2 separate regions of the Homo sapiens genome follow, and region 2 is linked to region 1. Evidence: read pairs that join two places in POLR2A ChIA-PET (ENCODE). Cell type or tissue: endothelial cell of umbilical vein. All regions are shown on one strand. Links, peaks and the distances in the headings refer to the core of each region. The heading gives the core; the rest is flanking DNA.

Evidence for each region. Peaks named below come from ENCODE experiments on the same cell type or tissue, not always from the same donor. Only the 100,000 strongest peaks of a DNase experiment are listed, where the experiment ranks them.
Region 2: POLR2A ChIA-PET joins it to region 1 with 5 read pairs; 2 of 35 experiments call an interaction of 5 or more read pairs at or near these places.

The regions. Positions count from the first base shown.
Region 1 is chr11:23,264,222-23,269,620 of GRCh38, forward strand. No RefSeq gene overlaps it. Among named protein-coding and RNA genes, the nearest start is that of MIR8054, 150 kb to the right of the region's middle. In endothelial cell of umbilical vein, for the core only: no CTCF peak of the experiment used is centred there; no DNase peak of the experiment used is centred there.
Region 2 is chr11:23,326,832-23,332,230 of GRCh38, forward strand. No RefSeq gene overlaps it. Among named protein-coding and RNA genes, the nearest start is that of MIR8054, 90 kb to the right of the region's middle. In endothelial cell of umbilical vein, for the core only: no CTCF peak of the experiment used is centred there; a DNase peak (open chromatin) is centred at 2,430.

The DNA of each region.
Region 1 (5,399 bases), core at 275-5,274:
ATGTCATTGGTTTTTCTGTCATTCCATATTCCTGGGAATTGGATTTAGTGTTAATTGGGTCTTCATGAGAGTTAACCTTCTTTGGAGTGAATTGGGGAAAAGTCATAGAGATGGCTGGACCCAGGTTTTGGTATTCTTGTTTATATAACGTGAACTCTGAGAAAACTTACAGTTCTCAGCAAGACAGAATTTGAATCATTGACTGCCATGTGAACCCTGGGTTTTAATGAGCTCTTTGATGTATGTAGGGTGTCCCGGTCCAAAAGCAGACATCTTTGGTTTATGTCTTCAAGGACAGTGGGGATTAACTCTTTGGGTTTTCACTGAGCATTGAAAAATGTGATGAAAGCTCTGAAGTTTAGACTTCGAAAAGCACATGTATCCAACATACACTCAACATTTTGCAAATAATTTCAGGGAGATCCTGTCCTTCTCAGGACTTATAAAATCTCTTAGGTATCCCTGGCCTCTTTATTCTTGAAATATGGAATCCATGATTCCCCAACACCAGATGATCTGCATTTATTTACTGCATTCAGTAAATATAGATTAATCTCAATGTTCCTTGTGTTACCGGTGGGTCCTTGTCCTTAGAGCTCCCAAGATGGTGGCGGGCGCTTTCAAGATGGTGGCAAGCCTTTTGTTCTCTGACCTGGGGTTCTTGGCTTCATGGATTCCAAGGAATGGAATCTTGGGCCATATGGTGAGCGTTATAGCTCTATTAGAAGCCGTGGGTCACAGAAGAGAACCGTGGAACCCAGCGACTAGTGTTCAGCTTGATTAGGACGAAGCCGGGCACTTAGCCCTGCAGGAACAATGGCGAGTCTTTAGCCCGATTGGGAGTGGCAATGGGGCCTTGCTGGATCAGGAGCACAGCAGACACCGACGGATCCAGAGGGGTGGAAGTCAGCAGCGGGTCTGCAACGGTGGCAAACAGCAGTGGTGGATGGCAAGCAAAAGCTCAGCTCCAGCTGTAACAAATACCGACCAGAAGAGTGTGCAGTTGCAAGATTTAACAGAGTGAAAACAGAGCTCCCATAAAATGGGAGGGGACCCAAAGGGGGTTGCCCCGTTGCCGGCTCCAATGCCTGGGTTTATATCCCAATCATTGTCCCTTCCCCTGTGCTCTCAGGCAATAGATGATTGGCTATTTCTTTACCTTCTGCTTTTGCCTAATTAGTCTCTTTACTACCTGATTGGTCGGTTGTGAGCTAAGTTGCAAGCCCTGTATTTAAAGGTGGATGTGGCCACCTTCCCAGCTAGGCTTAGGGATTTTTAGTCGGCCTAGGAAATCCAGCTAGCCCGTCTCTCACTTGGAGAAGTGAATTGCGGAGAGGAGGCTATGGTTATAATTATATATTTTTTTCTTATTTTCCATTTAATAATAGATTCCCTTGAGTAAAGGAGTTCTTAGCTACCCTAGTATTTCAATTTAATTAAGATTTCTTGTTATTCCATGAATGCCCTTCCTCTACACATTAAGAAATGCAGTCTTAGTGGTGAAGAACATAGTTTCTGTAGTTGCATTGGGTTTGTTTCCCTAAAACTCTGCATCTCGGTTTACCTATAAAATGCAGATAGGTATAACATCTAGCTCGTAAGATTGTAATGAGTGCTAAACAGGATAAGCCACGTAAAACACTTAACAATGTATGTGACATGACAAACACTCAAAAACAGTTAGCTATAATTTTTATAAGAAGAAAGCTTATACAAGAGGTACACCTGTGTATTTTAGAGAAAATGACCATCAAAAAAGTAAATATGTAATTTTAAGTACTGAGGTTTTCATTTGTACTTGAAAGTCAAAGTTTAATGGGGCATTTTAGTAACGTGTGCAGACCTCTTCTTTGAGGCTGAGCTAGTTGCAATGAATGGAGTGAAGTAAAAGATCAAAATAGTAACCATTATATTTAATTCACATAGATGTTTTAAATTGACCTGAGAAACAGTTCCATCTGGATGTTTTAGTCGTTCTCCAGGAAAATTTTTACAGTGCTTAATAAGATAAACACAATATTATTTTTATGTGAGATAAATCACATGTTCTACATAAGATTTCACAGATTTAAATTTTATGCATGGAGAAAGAAAATCAATCTTGTTAATGAAGTTGCGCATAATGTGATTGAATTTAAATGCTAGAATATTGTACTGTTTGGAGATCAAAGCTTATATTAGAATTAACTCTGCTATTTCTTTTCCAAAACCTTCTTACATTCTCTTGTTCTCTACTGTAAAATTATGTTTAAGGAAAAGTTGTCACTACCTAAGTAGCTAACTATTCCTGTTTCAATATGATTGCACTAAATGTGCAAATCCAAATCAGTCAGCTCACTGTTTGTGAACAACTTGAAAATGAATATAACATGGTTAATGCAGTACCAAGATTTCATTTTGCGATCCAGCTAGGTATCCAGGGAGTACACCTATTTTTTCCCCTGCTTCATTATTTTTCAGGTTCCATAAGAGATATGTAGATTTTCTCTCTTTTGCAGGATGTTGTAGGGTATTGAGACTACAAATCCCACCCACCAGAAAAGCTGACAACTTTTATAGCCAACATATCTGGGTGTATTTATTACAGGGATGCTTGATTTTGTGCTTCTTTCTTCTGCTTCTATAAATCACAGTGTCTGTTTGATCTACTATTGAGGAGAGAAAATCATTCTTTTTTTGTGTCTACTTGGCCTGAAAATAAAATTTTAACAAACTCCATTTTATGTATGACATACATAAATAAAAGACTATTTTTTCACAAACACTGACAACATCCACTTAGCCATTTTTGTTAATGGCTGCCATGCTACTTAGAACATTACTTTGCAATTTGGAGTCCTGCTTTTACATTGCTGCTCACATTGTTCTTTATGGTTCTAATAATTTTTTACCTGTCTACATTTACATAAATTCTGTGTGTGGTTCAATGCCTTATTAAAGCTTCATCTCCCCCATGAAGTTCTCTCTCACTACCCAGTGTGAATTGAATTGATTGTTCCTTCCCCCCAAATGACACTGATTGTTTGTGACATTTATTTAGCATTTATGAATTGTTTCCTAGGCAAAATCAAATTTCGCGATTATATATGCAAGTGGCAAGTGTACAAGTTGGATTTTGCCAATGAAAACATTGGCTTCCCAAGATAGAAATTACATTGTACTCTACTCTTTGCATTAGCCATGTGAACTAGCACTCCATAATTAAAGCTACAGAATGTAGAAATACAGTTAGCAAAGCTTTAGCTGTAAAGCCCCTTTTTTTTTAACCAGGGCTAATTCCAAGGGTTTACATATTCTATTCTAGGTACATGAGAATAGCAACAGCTTCAGTTATAGGCTAGAGTCTGGGGTCACTTTTACCTCTAGTGGTGATCCTATGGCTAAGGGTAAAACTTAAGGCTGCCTGTACCTCGAAAGCCCTCAGCCTCCCTCCAACTCCAAGTGACCTCCTATCCTGGGTGAATCTTATCAAATTTTGGATTCTATCTTTGAACCCAAGGAGTAAGCTAGAAAAAATAAAGCTCTACTCCTTGTTTTGGAATCATAGAGACAGCAGGTTCATGATCATTTCCTCTGCACTTCCCATATCTCAGAAACCATGGAGTGCACAGAGGGTACAGATAGCACCTGGATGAGCTGAATGTGGCCACATCAGATAAGATAAGATGGTTGGCATTTCCCTTGGACTTGTCTCCAGCAAGAAGCACTACTTAAGTAAGAAACTCCAGAGAAAGTTGCATAGGTGGTTTATCAATGAGGTTTTGGAGACTAAAATAGATTTTCTAAATTATTATAATAAAAATATATTTCAACAAAATATGCTGGAGGATGAATTATCTATTTTCTCTTTAAAAATATAAAATTGTTGTTTTGCAATCAGGTGACCAAAAAGTATACAGCAAAAAACAAAAGAAAAACATATTATAGAAGTGTGTCAGCATATTTTGATAATATTTACATTAGCTTTTGTGATTTTTATATTTTCTCAGCATTTATTAACTTATTAATTATTTTTAAATAAATAGTAATTATTTATCATTAATTTATCAGTAAAAGCTGAAAAAATATTAAAATCTGACATGATATAAAATGTTTTTATATTTAATATTTAATTTTATAATAGAAATATTTAAAATTTTAAAAATATAAGTATAAACATTTTTATACTTTTTATTTATTAATAAAATGTATCTATTCAAGTATTCATTCGTGTACTTATTTTTTTTAATTTACAGGTTGTATTCTTTGTCTAAGAAGGCTCCACAATTTTTAAAAGCTTCAGGTGCCACAAATTATTTCCTGACTCAATCACATAATTTCTCTTTCTATTCCACTTATTCATTTTGTCAATAAGTAAACATTGTACTGAAGATTAGATGTCAGATTTGTGCTGGAGATGGGCACACAATAAGGGTTATGATGCAAATTTATTTCATGTTGCCTTTAAGTTTTATTAAGTACTTTCTCTGCTCTGGGCACAAGACCCCTAAAAGGCACATATTATTATAATAATACCTTCCTCTTAGAAAATAAGATACCAAGATGTTAAAAGTAAATGTTTAACAGCCAGTAAGTGGCACAGCAGGATTTACATTTAGGCAGTCTTGTGCCACTCAGTGAACAATGAACAACCTCATGCTCTAGTAAACTGTTTGCAGGAAACTTTCATGTTTCAGGTACTTTAGATGTCTAATACACAAATGCATTAGACATAATTGTGGACTTCAACAACTCACTGTAAGCAGGAAAAGTTAAATTTAAACAAGTAAAAGCTGTTACTAAAATTAAACAGACATTTCAATAACCAGAAGTTGTTAATAAACAAAAGAAAGGCATCTTTTATAAATAATTTTTATTATGTTATTCATGTTCATTTCATCACATCACAATTGAAGCAATTAAATTATAACTACAATAATGACACACTGGTAATGTTATTAATAATTAAAAAAGAAAAATTAAGCTATAGGAAAGTTATTACATATAAAAAGAAATTAATAATAGAAAGATAACTGGAAGATACCAAAATGCAAGAAGACTAAGCACCACACTTATAAACACACGGATCAAAGAAGAAATATTGAGAATTTTTAAATATTTTGAACCGAATAAAAATGAAACACAGATTATCAAAATGTGTTTGATGCAGCAAAATAATAACATATCCTTAATATATATGCATCTAACAAGAGCACATCAAGATACACGAGACAGAAACTAATAGAACTACAAGGAGAAAGATACAAATTTACTATGAGAATTGGAGACTTCAACACCACTCTACTAAAAAAGGACAATTTTAGCGGGCAGAAAAATAAAGAATTTAGTTGAACTCAACAACATCATCAATCAACTGACTATAATCAACATCTATAGATGACTTCATCAAACAAGAGCAT
Region 2 (5,399 bases), core at 292-5,291, 63 kb after region 1:
AACCATCATTCTGAGCAAACTATCGCAAGGACAGAAAACCAAACACAACATGTTCTCACTCATAGTTGGGAATTGAACAATGAGAACACTTCGACACAACATGGGGAACATCACACACCGGGACTGTCGTGGGGTGGGTGGAGGGGGGAGAGGGAGGGGGGAAGGATAGCATTAGGAGATATACCTAATGCAAATGATGAGTTAGTGGGTGCAGCACACCAACATGTCCCATGTATACATATGTAACAAACCGGCACGTTGTGCACATGTACCCTAGAACTTAAAGTATAATAAAAAAATCAATTAGTCAATATAACGTTTGAATATATCTGCAGTCCTAAGATTATTTTAAAGCAGTTCATATTGAACTTTATTTTTTTAACTGAGCATGCTGTAAGAAAATAGAAATTGCTAGTTTTCATTGTTAGATGATTAAAGAGAATAAAAATTATAAAATATATTTTATATTTGTGTACAGTGCAAAATAAAGTTTAAAATGGTGGGGAAGAGGTGGAGTCACTGTAAAGAAGTAGGTAGCACAAGAGAGATCTTTGTGGTGATGGAATAGTTGTTTATCTTGAATACAGTTGTGGTTATATAAATCTCCACATATGAGAACAGTGACACAGAACCATACACATAGTTTATACCAACGTTAATTCCCTGGATTTGATGTAGGACTATATTTACATAAGATATAAATAATGAAGCAACTTGGGTGAAAGGTACACAGGATTTCTTTGTACTATTTCTACAGCTTTCTGTGAATCTATAATTATTTCAAAATAAAAATGTTAAAAACTTAGTTTTTTTAGAGGCAAGGTCTCACTCTGTCACTCAGACGGGGTGGAGGGCGGTGGCTCATTCAGAGCTCACTGCAGCCTCGAATTCCTGGGCTGAAGCTTTCCTGCTGTCTCAGTCTCCTGAGTAGCTAGGGCTACAGGTGAATACTACCACATCCAGCTAATTTTAAAAACTATGTTGTAGAGACAAGGTCTTATTCTGTTGCCCTGACTAGTCTCAAACTCTCGGCCTCAAGCAATCCTCCTGACTCGTCCTGAAAGACGTGGATTATAGGCATCAGCCGCTGTACCCAACCAAAAAACAAACGAACAAAAAACCTTTCAATCTATATTTAGTATATATATAGTTTTTCTTCCAAACCCGAAACGTTAATAAACTTTTTTTATTTACGTATAAAGAATTCTTTCTTGATTTGTGGTTCCAGATTGATGTTTATTAAACAGGGTTATATGTCCTTTTAAACAGAGCTTCTTTTTCTGTCCTAGGAACATGATAAACCTGCTTGAGATTCTGCATATTCTTGTAAATAAAATGTACTAACAGCTTTATGAATTAATTAGGACATGGATTTCAGATATATTATGCATAGCATCAGAGTTACAGCCACAGATCCTAGACTTGGATCTGCTCATGTTACATTCCATCCCCATTATTTAAAAATTAGAGCTTGGAGTTATAAGTAATTATTTTATTTTAATTTTTAAAATATTGATCAACATATATATTTATTTGAATTCTGAATTTTTTATTTTTTAAATTAAACACAATATTTTACATATTTATGGGGCACGTGTGTTATTCTGTTACATGCATAGAATATTTAATGATCAACTCAGGATATTTGAGGTGAAGATTACTTGAATTAATTTTTGATTCTATATATTGGATATTATGCAAGTCCTCTCTTTTATTTACTTTTTGTTTGTTGGTTTGTTTTTTGTTTTAGTAGAGACGGGGTTTCACCTTGTTTTGTACGCTGGTCTCGAACTCCTGAGCTCAAGCAATTCGCCCACAATAACCTCCCAAAGTGCTGGAATTACAGGCGTGAGCCGCTGTGCCCATCTTTTAGCTGCTTTGAAATATACAATAGGTTGCTGTTAAATATAGACACTCTACTCTGCTGTCAAATGATAAAACGTACACCTTTTGTTGTGCTGTATGTTTTTACCCATTAACCTTCCTCTACTTATCCCTCTTCTCCCACTCACCTACACTTCCCAGCCTCTATTACTCATCATTCTACTCTCTACCTTTATGAGATCAATTTTTTTTAGCTCCAACATATGAGTGGAAACATGCAGTATTTGTCTTTCTGTGCCTAGGTTACTTTACTTAACACAATGACTTCCAGTTCCATTTATGTTGCTGCAGATGACATGAATTCATTTTTTTAAATGGGCAAATAGTATTTCATTGTGTATATATAAGATTTCTGGACTTAATCATCTGTTGATAGACCCTTAGTTTCCTTATTTTTCTTATGTGAATAGTTCTGTGATAAACATTGTGGCATATTTCCTATATTTTAGATAGACATTGAGTGTGATTGCTGGAACACTTGTAGTTCTATTTTTAGTTTTTTGAGAAATCACCATTCTGTTTTCCATAGCGGTTGTACTAATTTACATTCCCACCCACAGTGTATAAGAGTTTCTGTTTCTCCACATCCTTTCTGGCAATGGCTATGTTTTGTTTTTATAATGTTTGCCATCCTAACTGGAATACTGTATCATCTCATTGTTTTGATATGCATTTCACTAATAATTAGTGACGTTGAGCATTTTTTCATATACCTGTTGGCCATTTTCATGCCTTCTTTGTGTAGTCATGTCCTTTGCCTGCTTTTTAATGAAATTACTCTTTACTGTTGTGTTGAGTTCCTCATATATTCTGAATACTAGTCCTGTGTCAGATATATAGTTTTTTAAATATTTCTTCCCATTCAACAGTTTGTCTCTTCACTCTTGTTTCCTTTGGAAGCAGATTTTTTTTTCTTTTATTATAGTTTCATTTGTCTGTTTTTGTTTCAGCTGTCTGTGCTTTTAAGGTCTTAGCCATAAAATATTTGCCTAGACTAATGTCCTAAAGTGTTTGCCCTATGTTTTCCTCTAGTATTTTTATAGTTTTTGGTCTTATGTTTAAGTCTGTAATCCATCTTGAGTTGATTTTTGTGTATGATGAGATATAGGGATTCAGTTTATTTCTTCTGCATATGGATATCCGATTTCCCCAGCAGTATTTACTGAAGAAAGTGTCCATTTTCAAGTACATGTTCTTGGAGACTTTGCTGAAAATTCATCGACTATAAATAAGTGAATATACTTATGAATTCTTTATTCTGTTCCATGTATCTATGTTTCTATTTTATAGCAATATCATGCTGTTTTGGTTACTACAGACTTATATTTGGAAATTATGTAGTGTAATGCCTCCAGTTTTGTTCTTTTTGATAAGAATTTTTTTTGGCTATTCTGGTTCCTTGGTTCTATATGACTTTCAGGATTGTGTCCTCCTTGTAGCTTGCTGATTTTCTTTCGTAGTACCATTTAAGCCTTTTCTTCATTTGAGTATTGGATTTACTAATGAGTTTTGTATTTTTTCATTGTTTTAATTATGGTAATTGGCATCCTTCCACTTCCAGGTTTAGCTTAAATGTCTCAAGTAAATGACAAAAAAAAAAAAAAAATGAAAATCAGAGGATTTTCTTGTGGGAAATGCTCAAGGGGGTCCTAAACCTGGAAGTGAAAGGTCATGTGGTCTAGCGGTCACAAATTCTTTCAGCTGTTGCTTGTCTAGGAAAGATTTTATTTCTCCTTCATTTATAAAGGATAGTTTTGTGGTATATAGTATCCTTCATTGATATTTTCTTTTTCTTTATGCAATTTGAATATATCATCCAATTCTCTTTTGGCCTATAAGGTTTCTGCTGAAATATTCACTGTTAGTCTGTTGGAATTTTCTTTACAGATGACTAGATAATTTTATTTTGCTGTTTTCAGAATTTTCTTTTTGTCCTTCACTTGGAACATTTTGACTATAACGGAGCATGGAGAAGATCTCTTTGCATTGTATTGTTTTAGGGATTGCTGGGCTTCCTGTCTCTGGATGTGTATTGCTAGAGGTGAGAAGTTTTCATCTATTATTTCATTAAATAGGTTTTTGAAACTTTTTATTCTCTTGTCACCTTCTAAGATATCGATAACATATATATTTGGTCACTTTATGGTGTCACATGTATCACAAAGGCTTTGTACATTCTTTAATTCTTTTTTCCTTACTTTTTTCCTTTTATCTGACTGGATTATTTCAAAAGACCTGTCTTCAACTTCTGAAATTTTCTCTTTTGCTCGTTCTGGTCTATTATTGAAGCTTTCAAATATATTGTGTATTTTAATCAATGAGTTCGTCAGTTCTAGAATTTCTGTTTGGTTCTTTTTTATAATACCTATCTCTTTTGTACATTTTTCATTAATGCCCTGAATTGTTTTACTGCTTTTTTTTGTATTGTTTTTCAATAGTCTCTTATATCTCTTCAAGCTTCTTTAAAATCAATAATTTGAATTTTATTTTTGGCATTTCATGGATTTCTTTTTGATTGGGATCTCTTTCCAGAGAATTATTGTGTTCCTTTGGAGGTATTTTATCTCTTTGCTTTTTTTGTTTCTTGTGTTCTTATGTTGATATCTGTGTATCTAGTGTATCAGTTGCTTCTTCCTTTTTTTTTTTTTTTTTAATTTGCTTTTGTAGAGAGGACTTTTTTCCTGAGGACGAATCGATGATGTTAGGTAGGGATGGCACTTTGGCTTTGATTCTGAGTGCATGCAGTAGTGTAGTCTCTATGTTTTCTATGGACATAAACAGTGTTAGTGGTATGTGAGATTTCTTCAGTAGCTTGGGGCGTAGTTATTAGTGGAGTCTGTGGTGCAGTTTTGCTGGGGACTGGGACACCAGGTATGGCAGTACTCAGTCCCAAGTGGTAGCAGCAATGAGCTAAGCATGCCTATTCTTGGGGCAGGGTGGGCATACACTACACCAGTGTTAGTCAATCCAGGAGGGCTGATTCTTGGGCCTCCACATGGCTTACTTGTAATCCAGTAGTATCACCAGTGGGACTGGCAGGTAGGTGGATTCTCAGAGCCCTGGCCAGCCAGTGTAGAATAGGCATTTGCAGTGGCAGTGGTGGGATGATCCTCTGAGTCCCAAGAAGTGTTTACTGGCATTGGCAATAGCTGCAATGGGCTGGACAGACCAGTCACCAGGCCCACAGTTGGCATGTACAGGTATGTGCTAGCTATGGTGGTAGTAGCCAGGTGAGTAGGCCCAATCTCAGGTCCCTAGGAGGAGTGCTGCGAATGATAATGGGCAAAGTTGAGCAATTCGCTGACCTGTGGGTGGTGTGCTCTGGCATGGGGTGGAGACAAACAAAGCCAAGCCAGGCTGGCTAGTCCTCAGGCCCCCTGATTATGTGTATAGGCAATAGTCATGGTAGTCATATGTTGGGTAATCCCTAGGCCACTGGTGGAATGCTTGAATAGAGAGCAGCAGTGGCCCACCTTGCCCCTGGGGGAGGAGGGTGCCACTTTCAGTCTCTGCAT